2 separate regions of the Homo sapiens genome follow, and region 1 is linked to region 2. The links are chromatin contacts, found by Hi-C or POLR2A ChIA-PET in ENCODE. All regions are on one chromosome and are shown on one strand. The core of a region is the stretch at or near the end of the contact, and the rest is flanking DNA. Distances in the headings are between cores, read along the strand shown.

The links. Hi-C counts contacts between places; a loop is a spot of excess contacts on that map. ChIA-PET counts read pairs that join two places held with the same protein, here RNA polymerase II (POLR2A).
Region 1: a map of endothelial cell of umbilical vein shows a loop between it and region 2 (2.1-fold over the local background). The contact joins the promoter of PTPRD-AS1 here to the promoter of DMAC1 in region 2. A Hi-C loop is called at or near these places in 1 of 168 maps with a recorded cell type or tissue (endothelial cell of umbilical vein). POLR2A ChIA-PET finds 5 or more read pairs at or near these places in 1 of 52 experiments (activated naive CD4-positive, alpha-beta T cell).

What each region holds. Positions count from the first base shown.
Region 1 is chr9:8,856,047-8,859,854 of GRCh38, forward strand. It overlaps PTPRD-AS1 (PTPRD antisense RNA 1), which reads left to right and starts at 1,972. Exons shown (of 2, transcript NR_121600.1): 1 at 1,972-2,277. The region is part of intron 11 of PTPRD (protein tyrosine phosphatase receptor type D); the gene reads right to left.
Region 2 is chr9:7,798,528-7,802,431 of GRCh38, forward strand. DMAC1 (distal membrane arm assembly component 1) reads right to left here and starts at 1,251. Exons shown (of 2, transcript NM_033428.3): 1 at 934-1,251; 2 at 1-110. The coding sequence starts at 1,207. The coding sequence ends at 46. RefSeq lists an enhancer at 1,015-1,561.

The DNA.
Region 1 (3,808 bases), core at 722-3,221, 1.1 Mb after region 2:
TTAGGATGTCTGTTTCCATAAGTCAGACACGGAACATTGAAAATGTGTTCTCTTTTTGCTATAGTGTCTGTAGCATAAAGCAGAATATATGTTCAAAGTAAGTAAGATACTAAGCCTTTTACTGGGTATTATTATATTACATATACAACTTAATCTTAAGTTATTATCTCTACAGATCCCTTTACATCAGAATGTTTCAAGTTTTGGTATATCATCCTTGTTTTACTCAAGTTGAGTGGTTGGTGTGTGCACTTTGAAACAGAGAAAAAAATACTGAAAATGGTCAGAAGTATCTATGGTTGAACTAAGTCCCCAGAGATGCGCTACAGGATGGTTAGAAAAGAATACACCAAAGGATAAAGTCCACATTTGTAGCTCAGTAAATTTAACAGCAAACCTATTTCAAGTCATAAGCAGTTACTAGCCTCTGAGAGGTTCAAACTGTGTGAGCTACACTCTGTTAAGTCACTGGCACTGTGTCTTTGCACATGTAAATATATATATATAACTTTAAGAGGAAATACAAGGAGAACGAGCCCTCAGGAATCTTCCTAGATACTTAAGGTGCAAACTGTAGATGAGGCTGGGGGATTACTCTGAGAATTTTAGAAAACGGAGGAGACATTTGGCAAGTAGCGTACTGGGAGGCGAACTGGAAACAATAAAAGTGGATTGTGATAGTCCTGGTTTTGGAGAATGGAACTACTATCTGGAATCCTGGAACACCAAATTAATGAAAGCCAAGCTCACACTTGGTGTTCAAGATTTTTTTAAGCATAAGACTTAAAAACTGACTTCACTTGCTAGTGCTTTTAAATGAAAATCAACGTCCAGAGAAGCAATGCAAGTTTTCTACACACCCACATAAAAGCTACAATAAATCTATGGGAAAGCAAATAATCTTTGGTTTGTTCGTGGCTTTCTTTTTAAATTGTTTCTTACAACTTTGACTCTTCATTATAAAAGATGCGTTCCCTTCCCTACGGAATGAATGTGTGTGTTAAGTACACCAGATTCCCGCAGCTGAACTACGAGCTTTGATTCTGCCACGGGAAGGTCTCCCAAACAATCCCCCTCCTCTATGGCAGCTGCGTAGACTTTGATTCCTGCTATTTCTCCTTCTCCCCACTAGTTCAGAGGAAAGAAAGAAAAAGAAATCGCCCCCTCACCGTAGTCAGCCCTCCTTAAAACAGTAATCCCTGCCTTTAAAAAAGGCGGTGGCAGGATCCCTGGGTAAGGGTGGATTGCCCCACCGCTCCACCATTTGCCCCCAATACTACGCCCACCCTAGGAGGAGAGAGCGGGGGTCGCACAAATACACATACCCGGACACCCCCATTCTCTAGAGTCGCCTCTCTCCCGGGTCTGAGGTTTCAGGCGAGAAGTGAACCCAGCAGGAGAGGACCTCTGCCCGAGGAGGTCCAGAGGAGCAAACTGTGCGCTCCGGTGCCCGGGCGCCGGGCTCGCGGAAACGCGAGCGTGTCGCTCTGGCTCGGGAGGCGCCGGCAGCCGGAGCCGGGCGCAGGGCGATTCCGGAGCAGCAAGAGGGGAAGACACCGCGGGGCGGACGGGGTCAGTTCCAGGGACTCACCTGGTCATGTTGGCCCCGGGCAGCCGCCGCCACCGCCTCCCGCGCCGCCGCCAACACTTTCCTCCAGCGCCTTCGCGCCCCGCCACGGCCGCGCCGCCGCCTCCGGGCGGCCAATTTAATCCCGCGGAGCAGCGGCCGCCGCCGCCGAAGCCCCCCTGGTCGCCGCCGCCGCCCAGCCCTCGTGCGGCCAGCCCAGTCCAGAGCGAGGAAGTGGAAGAGAGTCAGCGAGTGAGTCCAAAAACCCGAAATCCAGCATCCAAGGCAGCGCGTCCCCCCGCCCTCCCTCCACCCCTACCCCCTTTTCCTCCTCCTCCGCCTCCTCCTCCTCTTCCCGGGCCGTCCTCTTGGCCCTTCTGAGCCCGCGGCTTCCGCGGCGGTTTCTCCTCCTCCCGCTCCTCCTGCTCGCCCTGCGCCCGCTTCTCTCGCTGCCGCCGCCGCCGCTGTTTGTCTCCTCCCCCTCCTCCTCCTCCTCCTCTTCCTCCTCCTCCCGCTCCTCGATGCTCCGCCGCTCGCGGCTGGGGGGTCCGGGGCCGCGTCTCCTCTCCTCCCTCCGCCTCTCCTCTTTCCTCCTTCCTGCTGCCTCTTCTTTTAAAGCGGATTCTTTGGCCACAAATAGCAACTCGGCTGCCCCCCTCGGTGCCTCCCTCCCCTTCTCTTCTTCCCCCCAAAAGTGAAGCGCACGCGAGGTAACCAGAAACTGAGGCTCGTGGGGGGAGAGGGGTGCGAGGCGACGCCTGGGAAAGGGCCCGAGCAGAGTCGAGGGCCGGGAGGTGGGGTGGCCGGTGCAGCCCAGTCTTTGGACCTGGCTTGAACCTGGTAGTTACGGCTGCAGAAGAGGTGGTTTGGGGAGGGGGGAAAATTAAACGAAAAAGCCCAGGAAAGTCATTGGAAAGGCTTCTCTCTTTGTTTCCTTGTGTGGGTGATTTCTAAAATCCTCGTAACGTGCTGGGGATCCCACGGAATTGCTGTGCTCCAGCGCTGGGGGATTGTGTGTGCGCGTTGCCTGCGCGTGAGTGTGAGTGTGGGTGCGCCCGGACGCGGGGAGAGCTGGGCCCGCTGCGCCCGCTGGCGAATCCCTGAATCTGGACCACTGACCCACTGAAAGGGCCAGAGAGCCGGATAAAGGAGGGGCAGGCAGGAGAGGTGGGTGAAGGAGGCAACACACACACACACACACACACACACACACACATACACACACACAGACACACAGACACACACACACCAGAGGAGGGGGCGGGGTGACGTCACTCCCCAGCATCCATCCACCAGGCCAGAAAAGACCCTCTCCAACAGATTCACTCATCTCCTAAGAGATGCACACCCGGGCGCTTCCTGCTCTGCGTCCCAGCGCAAAGGAGGAAAAAATGCTGGTCGCGCCCTATTGACAGCAGTGATAATACTATAGGGAGCGTGCTTTGATGAGACACAGTTTGTGTCCGCCCCAGTTCACCTTGGCAGCCTCCTTCGGGGATGCTTGTAGGATCCGCTTTGAAGGCAACGAGGAAGACTGGGAAGTACTGAACCAAAATCTTAGTGTGATAACTTGTTTTGCTTTCATGCCACTTGCTTTTATGTTGTTGGAAATGCAGTGCTCCTCAGCTTCTCTGAAGGACACTATAACACCTCTTCCCTAGACAAGCATCCAGTTGTTGGGCTATGCACTCTTCATCCACACAACCCAAGGTGACTAAGGTGCACTGTGTGTATTGTTAGCTAAGAGATGGATTTTAACCTTCTTCACTACTCATAGGGTCTCCAGCATGTGGAAAAAGTCGGCAGCTGGAAGCCACCATTGGCAGTTGGCCCATCAAAATTTATTAGAAACTTGGTCAGAAAGGTTAAATAAAGTAAAGCTAGAGCTCACCAGCCACCTCCATTGCTCATTCTGTGTTCAGGCCAGCACATACACACAATACTTATCCCTGCAGACTCCGGGCTGTCTTTGAAAGAGCAAAGGTAAACAGACACCCTTAGATTTGACTTAATGATCCAGCATGCTGACTGCTGTCTCAAGCTGCCCATTTGTTTCCACCATCTGCATGCTGTGCTCCTGAAAGCCACCGAAGGATTGGTCAGTAATCCTCTGCCCCCTATGTACTCCAAAAATAAGTCACATATTTTTTAAAGGAATCTCTCTAAACGAAGTTTAGTTTTCCAGCAATTTGGGGGTGGGGGAGGAGCATCCCTGCATGATTGTCTCTTGGCTTTTTGGTT
Region 2 (3,904 bases), core at 1-2,500:
CGGGGAAAGGGACAGAGACAGAAGACAGATTCACTGGTGGTACTTTCAAACAACGCGGTAGGCCTTCCCTTTGGGGTCTGCCATGACAACGATACCCCAGGTGGCAATGCCTAGAAAAAAAACAACAATACCTTACCTTTATGCTGCATTTAAATTTACCAAGTGTTTCACATATACGCCATCTTATTTAACCCTCACAACACTTCTGGAGGATATATTACCATTGTATCTTTCTTATAAGGCAAGTGAAGCACAGAAAAAGAAAAAAAAATCAGGAAAAAAAAGAATATCCTGTAGGAGAATTTACCTATACAGGATCAAGAAGGTAAGACAGTTAGAAACCTAAAATTCTATTCACTGACAATCGGTTTGAAAGCTAAAAAAATCATGACGTTTGATTGGATGACATCTTGACGATCACAGAACGGGGCTGTGGGCCACATTACCCAGGTGTACCAAGTAGGTGAGCTTAGAATCCACGTCTAAAGATCTGGGATTCAAGGCAAATTTCTTAAATTAAGGTCAAGGGCCCTCGCTCAGGCTTTCTCCAGGACCTGGAGAAAAAGTATGGGCTTTGAGATCTGATATACCTGGGATCAAGTGACTGTCATTTCCTGACCATGAACACAATACTCCTCGTTGCCTCGGTTTGCTCCACAGTAAATACTATAATCATACCTACTTCTAACAGCTATTCTGAGAATTAAAAGGGCTGAGTCTAATAAGGGTTCTCAAGAAATACTAACTTAAAATTAAAAAAAAAAAAAGAAAGGCGTTCCAACAACTTCCTCTCCCACCTTGTTTGAGGTGCCCCCACCACCTGACCAGCGGCAGCACCCCGCCTCCCCGCCTCCCCGCCCACGTGGCTGCTCCGTTTCCTTCCTCTACCCCGCAGATACCCAACCCGCCCAAGTGCTGTGCCTTGATTCTCACTGAGGCCGATGACCATCTGCGTAATGGTCCATGGACTCGGGGGGTATCCCATCTTCATGGGCTTCCGTGCCACCCAGTACACGTACCCGCCCGCCCCCATCAGCCCCAACCCAGAAAGCACGCGACAGCTCCAGCAGGTCTTCAACAGGCGGTGTTCTGCTGGGGAGGTCGGCGCTCCGGGTGTAGCTGGGGGCGCAGGTTTGGCGGGCGCGGCGGCGGTACCGGGAGGCGCAGTGATATAGGACTCAAAAGGCTGGGACAACCGAGACCCCATGCTCTGGAACTCGGCCTCAACCTTGGGCGTCTTTGGTTCAAACTGGCGTAAACGACGCACCGGAAGGCAGAGCGCCGGAAAGCAGAATGCCGGGACGCTAGCGCAGTGCGCGGAGGAATCTTAAGGGCTGCTGGGAAATGAAGTTCTCCTCCGCTTCAGAGGCGGAAAAGGTGAAAGAATGCTGCTCTTTCCTGCTGGATTTCTCTGGCAGCAACAACCTTGTATGCGCTGGAGGACAATTCCAGCCCTCCTCCCCGCCGCCCCCCCCGCCCCCACTGTTTTAGAAATTCTGTAATCGCTACTCACTAAATGAATCACCTTTCAGTCTCCTTAAAGAAGTCTGGCTCTCTTAAGTTTCCTGCCTCACATGAACTGCGAGACCTTGGGCATGTCATATCTCCTATCCAGAGGCCTGTGAATCAAGGAGTTGGGTTTTATATGTGCATAATCATGTGCTAGATACAGACATACCATAGCGATTGCAGGTTTGGTTCTAGACCAACACAATACAGCAAATATCTCGATAAAGCAAGCCATGCAATTTTTTTTTGGTTTCTCCGTGCATATAAAAGTTGTTTATACTGTAGTCTATTAAATGTGCAGTAGCATTGTGTCTAAAAAACAGTATATATATCTTAATTTAAAAAACATCTTGCCCAAAAAATGGTAACGATTACCTTAGCCTTCAGTAAATCCTAATCTTTTTTTTTTTTTTTTTTTTGAGGTGGAGTTTTGCTCTTGTTGCCCAGACTGCCCAGTGCAATGGCACAATCTCGGCTCACTGCAACTTCCGCCTCCCGGGTTCAAGTGATTCTCCTGCCTCAGCCTCTCGAGTAGCTTGGATTACAGATGCCTGCCACCACGCCTGGCTAATTTTTTTGTATTTTTAGTAGAGACGGGGTTTCACCATGTTGGCTAGGCTATTCTCAAACTCCTGACCTCAGGTAATCCACCTGCCTTGGCCTCTCAAAGTGCTGGGATTACAGGCATGAGCCACCGCACCTGGCCACTTCTAATCTTTTTGCTGGTGGAGGGTCTGGCCTTGATGGTGATGGCTGCTGACTGATCAAGGTAGTGGTTGCTGAAGGTTGGGGTAACTGTGCCAATTTCTTAAAATAAGACAATAATGAAATTTTCTGCAAGAATTGACTCTTCCTTTTACGAAAGATTTTTTTGCAACATGCAATGCCGTTTTATAGCATTTTAATAACCACTATATAACGTCTTTCAAAATTGGAGCCCTTTATCCAACATTTTGACAATGTTCATAGCATCTTCACCAGGAGTAGATTCCGTCTCAAAAAACCACTTTCTTCATCCATAGGAAGTAACCCCTCATCTGTTCAAGTTTTATCATGAGATTGTGGCAATTCAGTCACATCATCAGGCTCCACTTCTAATTCTAGTTCTCTTGCTATTTCCACCACATCTGCTGTTACTTCCCTCATCTGAAATCTTGAACCCTTCTTAGTTGTTCATAAAGATTGGAATCAATTTCTTCCAATATCCAGTTAGGGATATTTTGATCTCCTCCCATGAGTCACAGATATTCTTAATGGCATCAGAATGGTGAATCTTTCCCAGAAGGTTTTCAATTTACTTTAACCAGATTCATCAGAGAAATCATTATCTCTGATTGTAAGGCTGCAAGAGCCTTACAAAATGTATCTCTTATATAATAAAACTTGAAAGTCAGAATTACTTCTTTATCTATAGGCTGCAGAATGGATGTTGTGTTAGCAGTTATGAAAATGCTAATCTCTTTGTACATTTCCATTAAAGCTCTTGAGTAACTAGGTACATTGTCAATGAGCAGTAATATTTTGAAAGGAATCTTTTTTCTGAGCAAGAAGTCTCAACAATGAACTTAAAATATTCAGTAAACCATGCTGTAAACAGATGTGCTGTCATCAGGCTTTGTTGTTCAAATTATAAAGCACAGGCAGAGTATCCTTAGCATAATTCTTAAGGATGCTAGGATTTCCAGAAAGGTAAATGAGGACTGGCTTCAATTTAAAGTCATCAGCTATATTAGATTCTAACAAGAAAGTCAGATTTGAAGCGTGAAACCAAGCATTGACTTGTCCTCTCTAGTTATGAAAGTCTTAGATGGCATCTTTTATTAATAGAATGCTGCTTCATCTATACTGATTATCTGTTATCAATTATCTAAGCTACATCTCTTTGATAACTTGCTGCAGCTTTTACATCAGCACTTGCTGCTTCACCTTGCACTTTTATGTTATGAAGACAGCTTATTTTTTTTTAACCACATGAACCAATGTCTACTAACTTCCAACTTTTCTTCTGCAGCTTTCTCACCTCCCTCAGCCTTCGTAGAATTAAGGAGAGTTGAGGTCTTGCTCTGGATTAGGCTTTGATTTAAGGGAATGTTGTGGCTGATTTGATCTTCTATCCGGATGACTGAAACTTTTTCCATATCAGCAATATGGCTGTTTTACTTTCTAATCATTGGTGTGTTCACTAGAGTAGCACTTTTAACTTCCTTTTTCTTTGTATTTACAACTTGGCTGTTTGGCCTACATTCCGGCCTATCCCAGTTTTCGACATGCCTTCCTTAGTAATAATCATTTCTGCATTTTGACTTAAGTTGAGAGAAGTTTGACTCTTCCTTTCACTTGAACACTTAGAGGCCATTGTCATGTTATTAGTTGGCCTAATTTCAATATTTTTGCA